Linked DNA regions of Homo sapiens: region 1 is linked to region 2. Evidence: read pairs that join two places in POLR2A ChIA-PET (ENCODE). Cell type or tissue: MCF 10A. All regions are shown on one strand. Links, peaks and the distances in the headings refer to the core of each region. The heading gives the core; the rest is flanking DNA.

The links. Peaks named below come from ENCODE experiments on the same cell type or tissue, not always from the same donor. Only the 100,000 strongest peaks of a DNase experiment are listed, where the experiment ranks them.
Region 1: POLR2A ChIA-PET joins it to region 2 with 13 read pairs; 6 of 35 experiments call an interaction of 5 or more read pairs at or near these places.

What each region holds. Positions count from the first base shown.
Region 1 is chr14:75,197,413-75,207,430 of GRCh38, reverse strand. It overlaps the pseudogene RNU4ATAC14P. Among named protein-coding and RNA genes, the nearest start is that of TMED10, 26 kb to the right of the region's middle. In MCF 10A, for the core only: no CTCF peak of the experiment used is centred there; a DNase peak (open chromatin) is centred at 8,070.
Region 2 is chr14:75,254,042-75,264,059 of GRCh38, reverse strand. No RefSeq gene overlaps it. Among named protein-coding and RNA genes, the nearest start is that of FOS, 20 kb to the left of the region's middle. RefSeq lists enhancers at 4,499-4,758, 4,939-5,917, 3,765-6,339, 6,617-7,116, 7,011-7,180 and 1 more. In MCF 10A, for the core only: no CTCF peak of the experiment used is centred there; DNase peaks (open chromatin) are centred at 4,919, 5,759, 6,669 and 8,929.

The sequences.
Region 1 (10,018 bases), core at 587-8,586, 56 kb after region 2:
GCACCTCCCCAAGCAGGTTACAGGGAAGCAAAGCCCTGAAAGGGTGACTAGGAGGGTGGAAACCAGATCCCAACTGAGAAAAAGAGGATTTTTTTGGTTTTGTTCTTGTTTTTGAAACAGGGTCTTGCTCTGTCACCCGGGCTGGAGTGCAATGGCGCCATTCTGCTCCCTGCAGCTTCAACCCCCTGGGCTCAAGTGATCCTCCCACCTCAGCCTCCCAAGTAGATGGGGTCTTGCTATGTTCCCCAGGCTGGTCTCAAACTCCACAAGCAATCCTCCCACCTTGGCCTCCCAAAGTGCTGGGATTACAGGTGTGAGCCACTGCACTCAGCCTTTACTGGGCTTTATTATTATTGTTATTATTTTTGAGACACAGTCTCTCTCTGCTGCCCAGGCTGGAGTGCAGTGGCCCGATCTCAGCTCACTACAATCTCTGCCTCCCGGGTTCAAGAGATTCTCCTGCCTCAGCCTCCCAAGTAGCTGGAATTACAGGAACATGCCTCTGTGCCCGGCTAATTTTTTTATTTTTTGTAGAGACAAGTTCTCACTATGTTGCCCAGGCTGGTCTCTAACTCCTGGGCTCAAGTGATTCTCCCACCTTGGCCTGCCAAAGTGCTGGGATTACAGACATGAGCCACTGTGCCCAGCTAGGAGTTTTTTTTACCAATACAGACAGAAGAGAGTGGGAGAACAAGGCCTGCTTTAGGAAGTGAGGAAAATGCACAGAACTGGCCTTGAAGGAAGACTGAGACTCAAGTTAGTCAACAGGAAGAGGACAAGGCTTTCCAGGCAGAACCCTATTAACCAGGAAGGCAGGAAGGGGGGACTGTTTGGCTGTTTCTTAACCAATCACTAGAGCTCTTTAACCAGAATGGAGGGCTGTCATAGAATATGCCAGGTGTTAAGGGATGAGAGGTTAACTAACGGCGAACTTGTAAAAGGTATAGTATACAAGGCTATTACTTCCCCCAGGCAATGAGGAGCCATTGAGGTTTTGGTGTGGCATGTCAGTTTGTGCTAGCAAGGTCACTTTTATTGACTTAACCTGTATGTTTGTAAGTGTGTACCTTCAGATTACACAAAACCTGGTTTTACACACATACACACATGCATACTCCCCCAATTCACATAAGAGCGACTATTTGGTAACATAAGAACCTGCATTAATGGTGGGTTTCTGTGGTCTTTTTTTCCTGCCTTTGGCTTAGTGATTTCTTAGTTCACTGAGAATCAGCAGCAGAGCTGCCACTAATAGGCAATTTGATGAATATGACTAATTGGCTCTCAGCATCCATTCTCACCTTTCTTTTCTTTTCTTTCTTTTTTCTTTTTCTTTCTTTTTTTTTTTTTTTTTTTTGAGACATGGTGGTCTCACTCTGTCACCCAGGCTGGAGTACAGTAGCATGACCTCAGCTCATTGCAACCTCTGCCTCCTGGGTTCAAGCAATTCTCCTGCCTCAGCCTCCCAAGCAGCTGGGATTACAGGGGTGAGCCACCACGCCCAGCATACTGGACTTTCTTATGTTAAAAATGCTCTCCAGCTACAAACTCAGACTCCCTCAAGTTAGAGTTCTGGATGATGCGAGTAGGCCTCATTAAATCTGATGCACTCATGAGAGATTTGAAAGGCAAAAGGAAGTTGAGTCATGGGCCCCTTTCTTCCTGCTTTGGCCACGTTCTGCTGCAAGCAATGTCAAGGAGATGTGGGGATCCACAGCAGCAGTCCAGTGTGTAATTTCCAGATCCATGACTATCTACTGGAACTTGTGGCAGAGGAGGTGGAGGTGATACCTAATCCCTGGATTACAGCTGTGGTGGTGGTGAAACCTTAAACTGAGCCATCCCATTAGCAGCCTCCTGATTATGAAGGAGTTACAGGTCCCCTGGGAGGTCAGTTCTGGGGTGCTTGGGTACTCAGTCCAAGAGGGAGCTCAGTTCCCAACCTTCTGATAAAATAAAATTATTAATTTTCTGCCGGGTTTGGTGGCTCATGCCTGTAATCCCAACACTTTGGGAGGCCAAAGCAGATGGATCACCTGAGGTCAGGAGTTCAAGACCAGCCTCACCAACATAGTGAAACCCCGTCTGTACTGAAAATACAAAAATTAGCTGGGCATGGTGGCAGGCACCTGTAATCCCAGCTACTCCAAAGGTTGAGGCAGGAGAATCGCTTGAACCTGGGAAGAGGAGGTTGCAGTAAGCCGAGATCATGCCACTGGTACTCCAGCCTGGATGACAGAGCAAGACTCCACCTCAAAAAAAAAAAATTATTAATTTCCTTCTTGCTTAAAATACCTTGGGTAGCTTCTGTTTCTTGCTTTGAACCTTGACTTCTGCAATAAGAGGATATATACAAAAGGGTAACTTTTCAATAAATAGACTCAAAAAAATCTTACATTTGGCACCAAAACTACAATGAATTAGGGGGTCTGGAATCACTGGCCTCTTAGCTCATGGACATTCCTAAGCTAATGCTCCCCAACTGTGATACGTATACCTCTAGTGGCACACAGGAGGATTTTAGCACATGAGTGAACATTTACACAATTTCAATAAGTGTATATTTATTTTAATGTGTACTAGAAAAAAATTTATAGGTAGCATACCAGACCCGATTTCATGAATCAGCAACTTCAAGAATATGATTGTTTACAGCAAGGCTAGCATAGGTAGTGACTATGCCAGCGAAAATATGTTAATTAATGAAAAGTATAAAATAAATAGCAGATGGATAACATGAAGATTTGGCAAAAATCATGAGGATGGTATTCAAACAACTGAAGTTTGGCAAACCCTTTCCTAGTTATTCATTCTTATGAGTCCCCTCACTATAGGAATGGGGAGAAGCCAGTTGGCACCGTAAGTCCTATTCGCCCACCTGTACCACACTCCCACTCCCAAAGATCACCATTCCTTTTAAACTCCAGCAATTACTGAAAAGTCAATACTGTTCTTCAGTGTCCTAGAGAAAACTCCCAGAACCTGAGGTTTATCACATGCCAAGGCTGAATGAGCCCATCAGCAGGACCAAAGGGTGGAGTTGGGAGGAGAAACTGCAAAATGAGCCTGGCTCCAGGAACAGCATGTATTCAGTACAGAGCCATAAGTTCAGAAATACCAGACTTGGGTGTGTTTGTTATGGAGACTTACTATAGTGAAAGGAAAAGCTGACAAAGTCATCTCTCGAGTCCCTGTCAAAAGCCACAAGCCCCAGACACACTAACAAAATAAGGCGACGGTTAGGAGCCAACATACCTCTCTGTCCTTGTTTTCATTCCAAAGACCTCAGAAGAGATCTTGCAGATATATGACTCTAAATGTAATGAGTACAAATTGCAAGTACTCAAAAGCTAAGCTTTGATAATGCTTAACTGCAAGAGCAAAGAGATAAGATGAGACACTGGACTAGAGGACATTTAGAAAAAACGGTCTAATAGATCAATGGTTTCCAAATGCCCATCTACACAGACCAGTGTCTTCTATGGAGGATGGCTGTGTGTTTTAAAATTGTAGATTCCCAGTCACTTCCCAGAGAGGATTCTGGTGTAGGCTGGAGATGAACTCCTGGGGTCCCAACTGCCCCAGATGGCTCAATCGAGTTTACAAACTACTTTTTGAGCCCTTGTGCCTCATATCTGGTTACTTCGTTCCATTCTCCGCCAGCCCAGCCTGGTTCATTCCTTCCACAATGGTTGACATCTAATAGCTTTCTAACACATCTCCTGCCTCTCTCTGTCTCTGTCTCTCTCTCTCTCTTTCTTTCTTTTTTTTTTTTAGACGGAGTTTTGCTCTTGTCACCCAGACTGGAGTGCAATGACGTGGTCTCAGCTCACTGTGACTTCCACCTCCCAGGTTCAAGTGATTCTCCTGTCTCAGCTTCCCAAGTAGCTAGGACTGCAGGCACGTGCTACCAGGCCCAGCTAATTTTTGTATTTTTAGTAGAGACGGGGTTTCACCATGTTGGCCCAGCTGGTTTCGAACTCTTGACCTCAAGTGATCTGCCCCCCTCAGCCTCCCAAAATGCTGGGATTACAGGCATGAGCCACCACGGCTGGCCCTCTCTTTTTTTTTCTTTTTTTTTTTTGGCCGGGCGCGGTGGCTCACACCTGTAATCCCAGCACTTTGGGAGGCCAAGGCGGGCGGATCACGAGATCAGGAGATCGAGATCATCCTGGCTAACATGGTGAAACCCCGTCTCTACTAAAAATATGAAAAAATTAGCCGGGCGTGGTGGCGGGCACCTGTAGTCCCAGCTACTTGGGAGGCTGAGGCAGGAGAATGGTGTGAACCTGGGAGGTGGAGCTTGCAGTGAGCCGAGATCACGCCACTGCACTCCAGCCTGGGTGACAGAGCGAGACTCCGTCTCAAAAAAAAAAAAAAAAACTCCATTTAAAAAAGAAAAAAAAGAAAAACAAAGGAAAAAGAGAAAGCAATGTCCAGTGGCTACTAGAGCAGACATGTCTCGTCTGTCTGGCCAGCATCTGTTCCTTTGGAATTTGTCTCCTTTTCTCTGTTGTGCAGAATTCTGGAGGTCAGCCAATCCCAGGTCCCATGAAGGGGGCACATGACCTAAGCTAAGCCATTCAGACTCACCTGGGCATTTGAATTTTGAACAGAGATTCAGGGATGGGAAGTTTGAAGTTGAATCATGAGTTAATCCCCAGGAGATCCCCTCTTGCCTGGTCAGATTTTCCTTCAATTCTATAAACTCCCCAATATCCTTCCTTCAGATGGCTTTTTTTTTCCTGTTAACTCAGAATTCGTTCTTATCTCCTGAAACTGCAGAGCCCTGATATACTTCTCCATTGTCCATAGCATGAAGCTTACAAAGTTCTCACCCTATATTACAGATTCTCCCCATTCTGTTTATGTCTCACATGACGGCTCTGCCCTAACTAAGCTTTAAGCCCCTATGTGATCTTCTGTGAGCCAGCAATTAGACAGTCTGCATTTTATAAGCAAGGAGGATATATAACTCATGTCTATAAGGCCTTGAGGTCCTGTGCTAGATGGCATGCTATGTTTTGATCAGATTTAATTGAGAACTAGCTCTGATATTTTATTTATGTATTTATTTATTTATTGTAGAGATGCGTAGTCTTGCCATCTTGCCCAGGCTGGTCTTGAACTCCTGGGCTCAAGCAATCCTCCCACTTCAGCCTCCCAAAGTGCTGGGATTATAGGTGTGAGGCCCCATGCCTGGCCCTACATATTCTAAAATAAGAAAAGGTGTTCTGCTATTTAGAAATGACTGCCAAATCATCATTCTTTTCTTGGGTTTGTGCTACTGTCCAACGAGCGCATAGTGAGGGCAGTACTGCTAACACATACCAAAAAAAAAAAAGCAAAAATAAACATAAAAAACAGAAGTACTTTCCAGAGACTAGGATTACAGACAACCTGGATATAAACTAAGTTCTGGAGGTATTTTAAAAAGAGTATTCTAAAGAGTATATTCTAGGCCAGGCACGGTGGATCACACCTGTAATCCCAGCACTTTGGGAGGCCGAGGTGGATGGAACTCCTGAGGTCAGGAGTTTGAGGCCAGCCTGGCCAACATGGTGAAACCCCATCTCTACTAAAAATATATAAACTAGCCAGATGTGGTGGTGCATGCCTGTAATTCCAGTTACTTGGGAGGCTGAGGTGAGACAATCACTTAAACCTGGGAGGCAGAGGTTGCAGTGAGCCAAGATCACGCCACTGCATTCCAGCCTGGACAACAGAGCAAGACTTCGTCTCAAAAAAAAAATAAATAAATAACTTTAAAAAGAGCATATCCTATTCCTTTGGTTGGAAATTAGATTTGGAAGTTTAAGATAGAGGGCCCAAACAAACTAGCCCACTGACTCTTAATGAGGCCAAATCCCTCTGGGTTGTTGTATCCTGGGAATTTAAATCAAGTGGAATATATGTATACATTCTGCAAAAGGAAAGGAGTGCAAATTCGTAACAACACAAATAAAATTAAGAAACAAGGTTGTTTCCAGATAGATGGCAAGGCTATTAGTGGATTTTCTTTCCCTTCCTTATCTGCCCTGCTCGCTCGGCCAATGTTATTAGCTCCAGTCACCAATTAGCCATTGCTATCTGGGGCCGCATTCACCAGAGTTTTTTTATTCCCTGATAATGGAGAGAGGTAATGAGTGAGGTAATTTCTCCTTCAAGAATGATGCAATGAGCAAGACTGTGTTGGAGTCCAATAAACTCGGGTTTATATCCTGCTCTGGCACTTGTTGGTAGATTAACTTCGGGCAAGTTATTTCCTCTCTCTAAGTCTCAGTTTTTTTAATCTATAGAATGAGGACAATAATGCTGGCCCCATCCTCAAGATTCTGATTCCTTTGGTCCATGGTGGCTTGAATCCTTGGAATTTTGTTTACAGTGCCCAATGTGTTGTTGTGAAGATTAAATGTATAAAAAACTCTAGAATAGTGCCTGGCACTGAGTCGAGGCTCAATCATTATTCCTTTCCCTTCTCCTTTGGTGCCCTCTTCTCTGGCACCATCTGTCCATTTCTACCCCAGACCTCTGATCACATTATCTGCAGGTATACCTATATGTCTGTGTACATGAAAACACATAATTTAATACATAAGCATGCTATGTCCATTTCCACTTATTTGTTCAACAACTAGTTATTAAGAATTCATCCGTGCCAGGCACTGTGACAAACCAGTTAGACAAGTTCCCTGTTCTCATGGAACTTGCTTCCTAGTGGGGAGTATTGTAGGTGATAATGATAGGGAGGGACAGGAAGGGAAAGGAGTGCCACGTGGACTAGGCAGGTGAGGGAAAGCTCTCTGAAGAGGGGACCTCTGAGACCTGTAGGATGAGGAGGAGCCAGCCATGAACTAGGCTGGGGAAGAGCACCAACCACAGGGCACAGCAAGTGCAAAGGCTCTAGGGCAGGACCAGCTTGGTGAGTGTGAGGAACAGGAAGGTGCTAGTGGTGGCCGGGTGCGGTGACTCACATCTATAATCCCAGCACTTTGGGAAGCCAAGGCAGGTGGATCACCTGAGGTCAGGAGTTCAAGACCAGCCTGGCCAACATGGTGAAACCCCATCTCACTAAAAAATATAAAAATCTGCCGGGTGCAGTGGCTCACACCTGTAATCCCAGCACTTTGGGAGGCAGAGGTGGGTGGATCACGAGGTCAGGAGTTCGAGACCAGCCTGGCCAATGTGGTGAAACCCCATCTCTACTAAAAATACAAAAATTAGCCAGATGTGGTGATGCGTGCCTGTAGTCCCAGCTACTTGGGAGGTTGAGGCAGGAGAATGGCGTGAACCGGGAAGGCAGAGCTTACAGTGAGCGGAGATCGCACCACTGCACTCCAGCCTGGGCAACAGAGCGAGACTGTGTCTCAAAAACAAAACAAAACAAACAAACAAACAAAAAAACATTAGCCAGGTGTGGTGGCAGGCGCCTGTAATCCCAGCTACTCGGGAGGCTGAAGCAGGAGGATTGCTTGAACCTGGGAGGTGGAGGTTGCAGTGAGCCGAGATCGTGCCACTGCACTGCAGGCTGAACGACAAGAACAAAACCCCGAATCAACAACAACAACAAAAAAGGAAGATTCTAGTGGTGTCAGGGCTGAGAGGAAGGTAGGGGAAGAGCCAGATCCCAGAGCGTCCTACTGCCCCTGGTGAGGAGTTGGGATTGAAATGGGACATACTGGAGATACTGAAGTGGGAAAGGGATGGGATCTGATTTATGTTTTGTTTTGTTTTGTTTTGTTTGAGTTGGAGTCTCGCTCTGTCACCCAGGCTGGAATGCAGTGGCACGATCTTGGCTTACTGCAACCTCTGCGTCCCAGGTTCAAGCGATTCTCCCATCTCAGCCTCCTGAGTAGCTGGGACCACATGTGTAATTTTTGTATTTTTAGTAGAGATGGGGTTTCATCATGTTGGCCAGGCTGGTCTCAAACTCCTGGGCTCAAGTGATCTGCCCGACTCAGCCTCCCAAAGTGCTGGGATTACAGGCATGAGCCACCATGCCCAGCCGGTTTATGTTTAAAGGCCTCATTCTGGTTGCTGTGTTTCAAAGGGTAAATGGCAAGGGGCCAGGATGGAAGCAAGTTCAAGTGATTACAACACATACTTCATACCAGACATGCAGACACTTGGAGATAGAAGGAGCTCTGGTCCAGAGACATGGGAATGCCTTGGGAACACTGGTCCTCATCCACCTCTGCACAATGCAGGCACCTAGGGCACTGTTAACAAAATTCCAGCCACTGTGAACCAATGGAATCAGAATCTTGTAGATGGGGACCAGGCTAACAGTATCTTTACAAAACTCTTGGGATATTTTATGGGCGTCCAGGTGGAAAACCATAGTATCTGGGTAAATTCTTCAGGGCCCAAGCTCTGGCTGCTGCCTCAGACACCTTTCCAGCATGAAACATTTGTTACTACAACATCCTTTCCTAGAATGGGCTGAAATCGGCCTCTGGGGTACCTTCCCTGCACACACACTCCTGTGGGGCCAGCCTTTCCTTCCACCCCTACCATCACCCAAGGCAAACCTTGGCCAAGGGGACTGAGGGAACCCGGACTCAGGGAACATGAATGGGGAAGGGAGGAGCTGCCAGGCTTCTGGGCATGCCGTCTGCCCCGCTGCCTGGCCGTCTGCCAGGCTGGTACCCAGGAAGACTGGCGTGTGCTGCTCAGAGAGTACAGCCTCACAGCAGCAGCCGCCATGTCCCCAGGAGGTGAACTGCTGTCTTCTCCCACCCAGTCTACTCACATTGCCAGAGAATTTTAGAACTTCAGAGACTTTAGCATAAATAGTTTCATTCTAATTTAACCATGGGTTGTCGGGGGAGGGAGCCAGACACTAAATATAGCCAGTCTTGTATTTCTGGGGCACTCCTGGAAGCTTGAGAAGGGGGAAGGGAACTTGGTCGCCTACATTCTGGCAGGCTCTGTGCTATACAATTTACAGTCCTCGCAAAAGAGCTATGAAACAGATGTTGTTATTCTCACTTGGAGATTAGGGAACTGAGGTTCAAAGAGGTAAAGTAACTTGACCAAGGTCACACAGTTAGTCAGTGCTGAGGCCCCATGGAAACCGAGGTTGGCTTCACACCAAAGCTCATGCTCGGTCCATGGATGCATCTGTAGCTGCCCTGTGCTTCCTCTTGGTGTCTTTCCCCAGAATCTTCCTCCAACACCAGGAGTATCAGCATCCCTCTTTTCCGTGTTAGCCCATTGGAGGCCAGGAGGGTCGCTAGCCCAGATCCCGAAACCCTGTGACTCCTTGCTGGCCCATCACTCTGTTTCCTTCTCCTCACACCCACCCATGCCTTCTACCATGGCCAAGCCTCTTCCAGCCCTTTTCTCCTCTTCTCTCCCATTTTTCCTGCAAACCCAGGCCAGAGCACGAAGCAACCCTAAAATACTAAGAAATAGCCAAACATGTAGGTTTAAAGGTTGTCCATTAGCAGGGCGCAGTGGCTGACGCCTATAATTCCAGCATTTTGGGAGGCCGAGGCGGGCGGATCACCTGAGGTCAGGAATTCGAGACCAGTCTGGCCAACATGGTGAAACCCCGTCTCTACTAAAAATACAAAAATTAGCCAGACGTGGTGGTGTGTGCCTGTAGTCCTGACTACTTGGGAGGCTGAGGCAGGAGAATTGCTTGAGCCTGGGAGGCAGAGGTTGCAGTGAGCCAAGATCACGCCACTGCACTCCAGCCTGGGCGACAGGGCAAGACTCCGTCACCACATTAAAAAAAAAAAAAAAAAAAAAAAAAGGTCCATTTAGGTTGCCTGTTTTGATGTAGGAGTGAAGAAGGGAAGCCATCACTCCCCTGTGCCTTGATATGCTGATGACTGCTTTGCCTGCGTTCCTCTGATTTTGTGTGCTGACTCCTCAACACTGAGAAATTTCCCAACTCCCGCAGGCCTACAGAGATATCTCCTTCACAGGCTGTGCCCACAGGATAAGCATTTACCTAGGAAACAGACTTATCCCATAATAATCTCTTGCTGTTGCATATGGGTATATTAAA
Region 2 (10,018 bases), core at 1,154-9,153:
GACTCACTGAAAACAAACTGATCTGCCCAGAGTGGAAGTAATTCCAAGAGAATTATTCAAAGTATTATATTCCCCATATCAGAACCCATTCTGGTGAGATTATGTTACTCTCCTTTAACAAAGAAACTGGTGACCCAAAGAAGCATCGTGTGAGAAGTGGTCATCTTATCAGGAACATTAATTCTTGAGTTAAATTTTTACCTCTCCTTGATTTCTCTATCTGCTCTTTGTCACTGTCAGCACCACCCCATAAATACTGAAGAAGAAACAGGAGTGTCCAAGGTAAATAGGAAAAATAAAGACAAAGCAGGGAATTTGCATACAGCTACATATCTTTGATTTAAAAGGACTATCCTTCAGTTTTAAATAATGTCCTTTTTTTTTTTTTTTTTGAGACAGAGCCTTGCTCTGTCATGCAGGCTGCAGGCTGGAGTGCAGTGGTGCGATCTTGACTCACTACAACCTCTTCCTCCCACTTTCAAGTGATTCTCCTGCCTCAGTCTCCCAAGTAGCTGGGATTACAGGCGTGCACCACCACGCCCGGCTACTTTTTGTATTTTTAGTAGAGGTGGGGTTTCTCCATGTTGGCCAGGCTGGTCTCGAACTCCTGACCTCAGATGATCCACCTGCCTAAGCCTCCCAAAGTGCTGGGATTGCAGGTGTGTACCACCGTACCCAGCCAGATAATGTCCTTTTGACTTTTTTAGTGTTAAAATGTCTTCTCATTTATGAAATGATAGTGATAATAAGTAGTAATTGTTGTTCGGTAAAATTCAAAGTTGGCAACCCATGTCAATTCCCAAACTTGTAAAAAAAACTTTGCTTGCCCCTATAGTATATGGGAGTCTCTGGATGACTGCAGTGGTGTCTTCGGAGGTTTTAGGTGAGGATGGGGAGAAGCATTTCCCCCCTCATCTGTGAGTGGAACTACGGGTCTGCTGGGTGGGTTCCGAGGGTCCTGTGTCAGCAACTGGTACACCATGAAGGTTGACTTTGACTAAAATGAATAATCTCTAGGATTCCAGCATCTCATTTCTCAGACCTACCCAAGAGCCCAGTGCACCTGTCTGGTGCCATCTCACCTGTCGGGGAGGAACATGTCTGGTAATGTAATTTACATTAAATTTCAGGAGCCTACTGCTCACAAGAGAATTTGTCTTTTAAGAGTAGGACCCAAAGGGAATGGCAAATGCTTAATCCAAAGAAATATATTGCTGATGATGGAATTTTAGGGACAGTGAGGGAGCATTCCTTGGCATAGGGCATATCAAATCACATAGATGGGCATTTATCCAGTCTCTCTATGAATTACATCTCTTGACACTTGACCTTGACACTGCTCCATTTACAGACCACCTCATCTTGCAGAATATTTTTAAACTTTAAAATACCCTCTGACTTACGGTTTTTGAAGCCCTTCCACAAGCATGACCTAGTATGACCCTCCTAACAGTCCCGAGAGGTAAGGAGGCCAGGTAGCAACATCTCCTTTTTTTTTTTAGAAGGAATTTCGCTCTTGTTGCCCAAGCTGGAGTGCAATGGTGCAATCTTGGCTCACTGCAACCTCCACCTCCGGGGTTCAAGCAATTCTCCTGCCTCAGCCTCCCAAGTAGCTGGGATTATAGGCATGTGCCACCACACCTGGCTAATTTTTTGTATTTTTAGTAGAAATGGGGTTTCACCATGTTAGCCAGCATGAGTGGAAGAGTGAATTCTATCATGGCTGAGATGTGAAGGAGGATAGTGTGAACCTGGGCCTTGAAAGGCCAGGTAGGTCACAGCTCCTACACATCCTGGCCTGGGCCAAGGCCTCTTCTTTGCCAGGGAAACCTGGCAAGTGGAGGCTTCACTCAGCACTAAGATGGAGAGGTGTTGAGGGAAAATATACCCACAAATAATAATCAAGCATTTATGCAGCATTTAGTATTTCCACACCACCAACTAATAATCACTGTATCATTGCAATCCTCTTGGGTCAAAGCAAACGTGTGGGGTCAGTGAGTTGTCCAGACCCCATTTTATAGATGAGGAAATAGGTTGGGGAAATTAATCATCTTGTGGTTTAAGGAAGTCAGCAACATAGAAGGACATCATGGTCCTTATGTTGAATCTGGTCATCTAAACAGAGAGGCTCAGCCGAAACACAAGGCAGCAAAAGAATATGCATGTGTGTGCGCATGCAAGCATATATGAAACAAACTGCTTCTCACGATACAATCAAAACGATATCTATTTGGTATTTCCTAGACTAAAAATTCGCTGGGTCCCACATCATGGCCCATGACCATGTTTGGGTCAAACAAAAAGAAAGAACTGGCCTGGCCGGCTGTGGTGGCTCACGTCTGTAATCCTAGCACTTTGGGAGGCTGAGGCAGGTGGATTGCCTGAGCTCATGAGTTCAAGACCAGCCCGGGGAACACGGTGAAACCCCGTCTCTACTAAAAATACAAAAAATTAGCCGGGCGTGGCAGTGTGCACCTGTAATCCCAGCTACTCGGGAGGCTGAGGCAGGAGAATTGCTTGAACCTGGGAGACGGAGGTTGTAGTGAGCCGAGATTGCGCCATTGCACTCCAGCCTGGGTGACAGAGCGAGATTCCATTGAAAGGAAGGAAGGAAGGAAGGAAGGAAGGAAGGAAGGAAGGAAGGAAGGAAGGAAGGAAGGAGGGAGGGAGGGAAAGGAGAGAGAAAGAAAAAAAAGAAAGAACTGGCCAGGCGCGGTGGCTCACGCCTGTAATCCCAGCAGCACTTTGGGAGGCCAAGGTGGGCAGATCACTTGAGGTCAGGAGTTCAAGACTAGCTTGGCCAATACGGCAAAACCCTGTCTCTACTAAAAATACAAAAATTAGCCAGACGTTGTGGCAGGCGCCTGTATTCCCAGCCACTTGGGAGGCTGAGGCAGGAGAATCACTTGAACCTGAGAGGTGGAAGTTGCAGTGAGCCAAGATCCTGCCACTACACTCCAGCCTGGGTGACAGAGCAAGACTCTGTCTCAAAAAAAAAAAAAAAAAAAAATTCTAAGACTGGGAGATGGAGAAGGACATGGAAATTTGGAGGTTATAACTGATGCCCTTGGACAGAATCATAAAATGGGTTCATATGCTAGAATCAAATCTAGGCACTTAGATATTCTGTCATCTTTCACCTTCCTCCCCTCTTCTTCATCCACACTGAGAAAATGCCCTCAGTCACCTCTTCCAGCTTTTCAGGTCATCTTCAATGTACAGTGTAAATATTATCTCGTTATTCCTCTTTCAGTGTAACCCAGATATATTGGCTCTCAGAGACCAAGACATGCTATATTCCTGGAAACATAAAGAGAGATGATAGAATTAGAAGGGATGTTTGATGGTCTAAAATGGATCTTATATCCGACTTTCAAATATTCCCTGGCAGTGTCAGGACAGAAGGGAGACTAGCCTAGCAATTTAATATATTTACTGGGTAAATAGTAAGCACTTGCAGTCCCTGACTTAATCAGAATGAAGTTCATTACGATAAAGAGCTGTGCCCTTTGGTCCTGTTTGCATTAAGCAGGCTCTTAATTTCATTTAATTTCACTACATCTCTGAAGGAAATTATAGGCTATAAGGCTAGCCAAAGAGTCGGAGGGGAGGACAGATAGCAAGCATATCCACCAGAGGAGATAGAGGAAAGGAGGTAGTGGGCTAAGATTAGAGCATAGAGGACAGAGATTCCCCTTATCAACCCCAATCTATGAAACTAATTTTACTTTCTTGTTTTTAACTTGACGTTTGTATCAGTCTCTCTCTTTCTCTCTGGGTTTTAGAAACATGTTATCAGGTCATCTAAACCTTTTATGAAACATTTCAGACTTGTACGTGCATGAGCTGGTGAAGATTTATTATATTTGACACCATAACTACAGATTTTAAGGCATTCTTTTAAGCGCAACTTGACTGAAACCCCTGAGGCTAGATCGCTATCTTTTGCCAGATGTTAACTTGGTTTCACTGATGGAAACCCAGGGTAAGGTTAAAACTGTTTCTGGACACATTCGTACCTTGGAATGTTTAACTCCATCAGTATATTAGTATTAGATATCAAGAAACCTGGGCTCTTGATCTGTGTTCATCTCTGTCTTCAATTTCTTTCTGTTTCTATTGGAGAAATCAAATGGTCCCCCCGATTTGAATTAAAACAGGCGGAGAGGAAAGAATAAGATCCAATGAGCCCATAAATAGAAGTACCCACCCAGGTCCTTTGGGATTCTTTGGTATCTATTCAGGTTACAAGAAATCTGCCCATCTCTGGGTGGGAATACGGATAAATGATGTCATTCAACAGAATTAGGACCAGACGGGGAAATGTATCCAAATCCTGCAGGGGGTAGCACTGAATGCAGGCTTTAGATATGGAAAGGCCTCCGAGTGCTCTCAAGCATAAACAAGAGTAACCGTGAAGGCAACACAGTTTCTGGGATGTGACTGAGAGGGTAACGGCACTTCTGAGATGTGCTGGGGGGTGGGAGCAGGGGTTATAACACCAAATATTGGGTTGTGACAGACGCCGGGCATGAGGGCCATAATTCCCACAATGGACTAGAGCACAGTGGAACTATGTCATCTGCTGGGCTGTAATCGGTAGGAGCAAGCTGCACGTTCAGCACGTTTTCTCCTGGATCCCATCCTTGGCGACCGATCTAGACCTCAGCCTCCAGGATCTGTTAGAGAAATAAACAAGTGGGAGACAACAACCAAAACAGCAACACAGTCGAGCGGGCGCGGGAGACGAAGCTCCGCCTTTGGAAGCCTCGGGCCAATCAGAAGCCTGTTGCTGGGGCCCGGTGTTTGGCCGCCTGACGTTCCCATGGAGACGGAAGAACGTTACACACCAAACACTGGCGACGTTGACGTCTATGCATTATATCCATGGAGACGACAGAGTAAACGTCATCCCCCCACACTTCCCCGCCTCCCTTAGCGCCAGGGGCTGAGGGAGCGACGCAGGCGTCGCCGTCACGTGCTGGACGCCAGGAGCGAAGCCCGGTGGGCGGGGCCTGTTGCTATGACTGCAGCTGCGGCTGTTTGGAGCTGCAATTAGAAAGTGCTGAGGTGGCAGTGGAGCCAGAACCGATTCTGGAACAGCTTCTCCCGCCCCCGGGCCAGAGAGGGTTCCCCAGCCCCTGGAAAGCCAGGACACCCCCTAGGCTGTCCCAGCACGCCTCAGCCTCAGGTCCTGAGCCAACATCTCTCTGCGCTGCCTGTGAATCCAGACTGTGACTCCAGACTGAGGGCCAAACCGAGACCACTCCCTCCACCGTCAGTTGGCCATAATTGTCAGGGTGACCTCCCCGACCGACCGTCTCCACCGACCGTCTCCTCCAGACAGCAGCCCACAGAACAGCCACCGACCAAACTGCCTTGCCCATGAGACAGGAGCAAAACCAGCTTAGAAAACTTTCCCACTGTTGGAGTAAAACCCAGAATTCTCCCAGAAAGGAGAAGCATAAGGAACTTTGAATTTATCTTTTATACTTTAAAAGCAGCAGAACTTGAGACATTCATTCCTCGGAGCTTTGTTGAAGAATTGAGGAAGGGGTGCTTAATAATCCCATTCAAGAATAGTTCCTCTGGAAGGGAGAGAAAACTCAGAAATCCCTGAGTACTGTGATACTCCAAAATGGGAAGGCCTGGAAAAACCTAGGTCATTAAAAACTGAAGCTTAAATTTCTACATTGCTTAATTTTGTCTCAACTGCACAAGCCAACAGAGTGTGAGAAATCTCTCTGCGTGCCAGCCTCCCTTTTCGTCACACAACTCTGGAAACAGTTATAGGAAGATTGCAGCAACAAATTGTAAACAAAACCAGGTCAAGAAACAGAGGAGAGGGCCAGGCAGGGTGGCTCAGGCCTATAATCCCAGCACTTTGGGCAGCTGAGGCAGGTGGATCACCTGAAGTCAGGAGTTCAAGACCAGCCTGGGCAACATGGCGAAACCTCCTCTCTAATTAAAAAATAAAAAATAAAAATAAAAATTAGCCAGGCTTGGTGGCGGGCGCCTGTAATCCCAGCTACTCGGGAGGGTGAGGCAGGAGGATCGCTTGAAACCAGGAGGCGGAGGTTGCAGTGAGTCAAGATCGCGCCACTGCACACTCCAGCCTGGGCGACAGAGCGAGACTCTGTCTCAAAAAAAAAGAAGAAAGAAACAGGAGTGAAAAGTTGAGATGACCATGTGAAGCCAGCCAACCTGAACAAAATGTAACTTTTGAATGATAAGGCACAGCTGAGCGGCCCAGACTTTGAATTTTCTCCAAATATCATGATCTTCCATCCTGGCTGAATTTAAATGGTGTCTTTTGTATTTGGGGGAAAGCAGAGGGGATATTATTTGCTGGAATTAAAAGCAAGCCATTTGGGTGAGCACATAGTCTGTTGCAGATGGTGGAGGCATAAAGAGGGATTTCATGTAAATGAATGGCATTCGGAGTTGGCCTGGGCTTTCTGCATTCCTCCACCAACACATATCCAATCCCATTGTCTATCTCTGAGAAATCAGCACCTCAGGGTCCCTTCCCTGTTACTCCATAGTAGCCCTCCCTGGGCCCCCATTCAGATATTTTGCCACCTGTCCACAGAGCATATCCGTTGCCTTTCAACATTCCCTTGCTCCATCCTCTGACCTACCTATTACTCACTTCCCCGACATCCTTCCCTAAACACTTCTTGACTCCCTTCCCACTCAATTGCCACTCCCCAGGATTTTACCCAGTTGATCATTGCTCCCCAAACCCTTGCCCCATCCACTCATCCCCACCATAAAGTTTTTCATGTCTGGTCCTTACTTAATAGAAGACAGTAGCTTATTGGAACTTCTGTCCAGTTCCAAGCAGAGGAAGAAGGGCACAGTGAGTGGAACAAAGCCATGATCAGCCCTTCAGGAAAAAAAAACCCTGGCCGGGCACAGTGGCTCACGCCTGTAATCCCATCACTTTGGGAGGCAGGCGAATCACTTGAAGCCAGGAGTTCGAGACCAGCCTGGCCAACATGGTGAAACCCTGTCTCCTAAAAATACAAAAGTTAGCCAGGTGTGGTAGTGCAGGCCTGTAGTCCCAGCTACTCAGGAGGCTGAGGCAGGAGAATTGCTTGAGCCTGGAAGGCAGAGATTGCAGTGAGCCAAGATCCCACCACTGCCCTCCAGGCTGGGCGACAGACTCTGACTCAAAAAAAGAAAAAAAAAAAAGGAGAAAAGAAAAAAGAAAAAAATATTGGCCGGGCGCAGTGGCTTACGCCTGTAATCCCAACACTTTGCGAGGCTGAGGCGGGTGGATCACCTAAGGTCAGGAGTTCGAGACCAGCCTGGCCAACATAGTGAAAACCCGTCTCTACTAAAAATACAAAAAATTTAGCCGGGCGTGGTGGCGCACACCTGTAATCCCAGCTACTTAAGAGGCTGAGGTAGGAGAATCACTTGAACCTGGGAGGCCGAGGTTGCAGTGAGCCGAGATTGCGCCACTGTACTCCATCCTGGGCAACAAAGTGAGACTCAGTCTCAAAAATAAATAAATAAATAAAAATAAAAACAAAAACCCAGATAGTAGTTGAGATTCATGCTATATATCCAACCATAATGCAGATTCTGCTTATTACAGGATTATGGGCAAGGTAGCAATTTACTAATTCTGGTATTTTCAGGGAAGAAATGACAATTTCTACTTTTTTCTGTCAACGAATGGTTAAGCTAGACTTCTCTTTTCTAAACTCCACCTAGAGCATAAAAGCAGCTGGAAAAGAGAGAAACTTCAAATTCAGGTTAATGAGAAAGCCTGATTTATGGGTAGATTAGATTGAATCAGTTTTTGACATGGAAATGAAGTGGTTTGTGTTTTGTTTCAGATGGGAAAGCACTGATGCAATTTACCTCTAGGCACAGAAATAACCCATTTTAGGCCTGGCATGGTAGCTCTTGCCTGTAATCCCAGTACTTTGGGAGGCTAAGGCAGGCGGATCACCTGAGGTCAGGAGTTCGAGACCAGCCTGACCAACATGGTGAAACCCCGTCTCTACTAAAAATACAAAATTAGCCAAGCATGGTGGCGCATGCCTGTAATCCCAGCTACTAGGGAGGCTGAGGCAGGAGAATCACTTGAACCCGGGAGGCAGAGGTTGCGGTGAGCCAAGATCATGCCGTTGCACTCCAGCCTGGGCAACAAGAGCGAAACTGTCTCAAAAATAAAAAATAAAAATAACCCATCTTGTCATCTAGAAAAGAAGTGGAACAGCAGTCCTTCTTATCTCCCTACTTGAAACGCAGAGTTAAGTTCGAATAAGATGGTCGTATTTACTTTGCCATTCTCTCTCTTGAGGTCTCTCTTTCAGTCCTTCAGGCTAATCAAGGACCCAGCAAGCCACTGACACAGTGTATGAGAAGGAGAAAATAAAGGCAAGATTTATCTAATACTTTTGATATGCTAGGACTATGTAGAGTACTTGAGAGTACTCTATGTGTTATCTCGTTTTATCCTGTTAATATCCATGAGAACTAGGTCTTCATGTGCCCACTTTTACAACGGAAGAAACTGAGATTCAAGTAGTTAAGTAAGTACAGAGCCAGGACATCTCCAATGATGCCATGGAATGCATGGAAAACCTCCACTTGGATCATTCCACGAGCTTTCTTTTCCATAGGGAGACTCTAGCCCCCTTTTCCAAACTTTTTTCTTTTTCTTTTTTTTTTTAAAGAAGGGAAGATTGTGAGATCTGCTAGAGCTTCATGAAAAGGTGCTGACACCACAAAGAACACAAATTCATCCCTGCCTTCTGGGACTAGCCTATATTTCCTCATTGGCTCAAGATCCAAGGAGGCAAAGAGAGACATGCCCCAGAGCACACGCAGCAGAAAGGTTTGGGTGGTTCGGGGAGACTCTGACCTGCCCCAGGCTAGGGAGGGCACTACCTGAGTTCAACAGCTCCCTGGACAGCTCCACACAGATTTATCTGCAGCTGTCACTTACAACCAGCTCCTCCTTCCTCTTCTCCCTCCTCCCCAATGCCTGACCCTGCAGGGAAGCACGTCCAGCACGAATTCTTTCAAACCTCAGCTACCTTTAGGATTTTTATGTGTCTGAAGAGTTCCCTTCTTGACAAGCAGCATTAGTCAAGTCCAGTAGGTGGGAAGGGCATTTCCCGGTGATCCTGGGCTTGGAGGAAGGGGAGACCCTTCTCCCTCCCGGCTTTGGCAAGCAACCATAGAGAGGTCCATGTGGGTGGCAATGAATACAGACAAGCCAGAGGGGTTCTTGCTGGACAGGAATGCCCACGGGCCACACCTTCCTCAGCCCTCAGAGCACTTCATCATGTCTGGACCCGTGAATGGGGTGGCAGTGCCAGGGAGTGGGTTCTCCCAGTGTCTGGCTCCAACAGCTGGTTTACTGTGATGATTCTATTTGTGTTCCCTGTGTTCTGTTTGGCTTGGCAGCAGGGAAGGAAGAGGGCAACAGGTTCACTCCAGTTTGTACTGGGTTGTTCCTGCAGCCACACCCGGGCATTAAAGCAGGCGGCTTGCACCCTGGATGCCTTTACCTGGGGGCCCTTGGTGTGCAAAAGCAAAGCGTGGGAAGTATTTCCTTTTCATGGGCCAGCCAGGTGTGGCTGGCATTTCACCTATTCCTGTATTACTAACGTCATCCAGATTCAGGTCAAAGGGCAGGTTTCCTAGACTCCCATCACGCTGAGATCCGGGATCAGGGGATGGTTGATCAAGTCCATTTGGGCTGGATTACCTGAGTTCCTACTACTCATGGACACTTAACTCCTGCTTCTAAAACAAAATCTGTCCAGGCACAGTGGCTCATACCTATAATTCTAGCACTTTGGGAGGCTGAGGCAGGCGGACCACTTGAGCCAAGGAGGCCTAGACTGCAGTGAGTTATGATCATGCTACTACACTCCAGACTGGGAGACAGAGCAATACCTTGTTTGTTAAAAAAAAGAAAAGAAAAGAAAAGAAAATTCTGGACCAAGCGCAGTAGCTCATGCCTGTAATCCCAGCACTTTGGGAG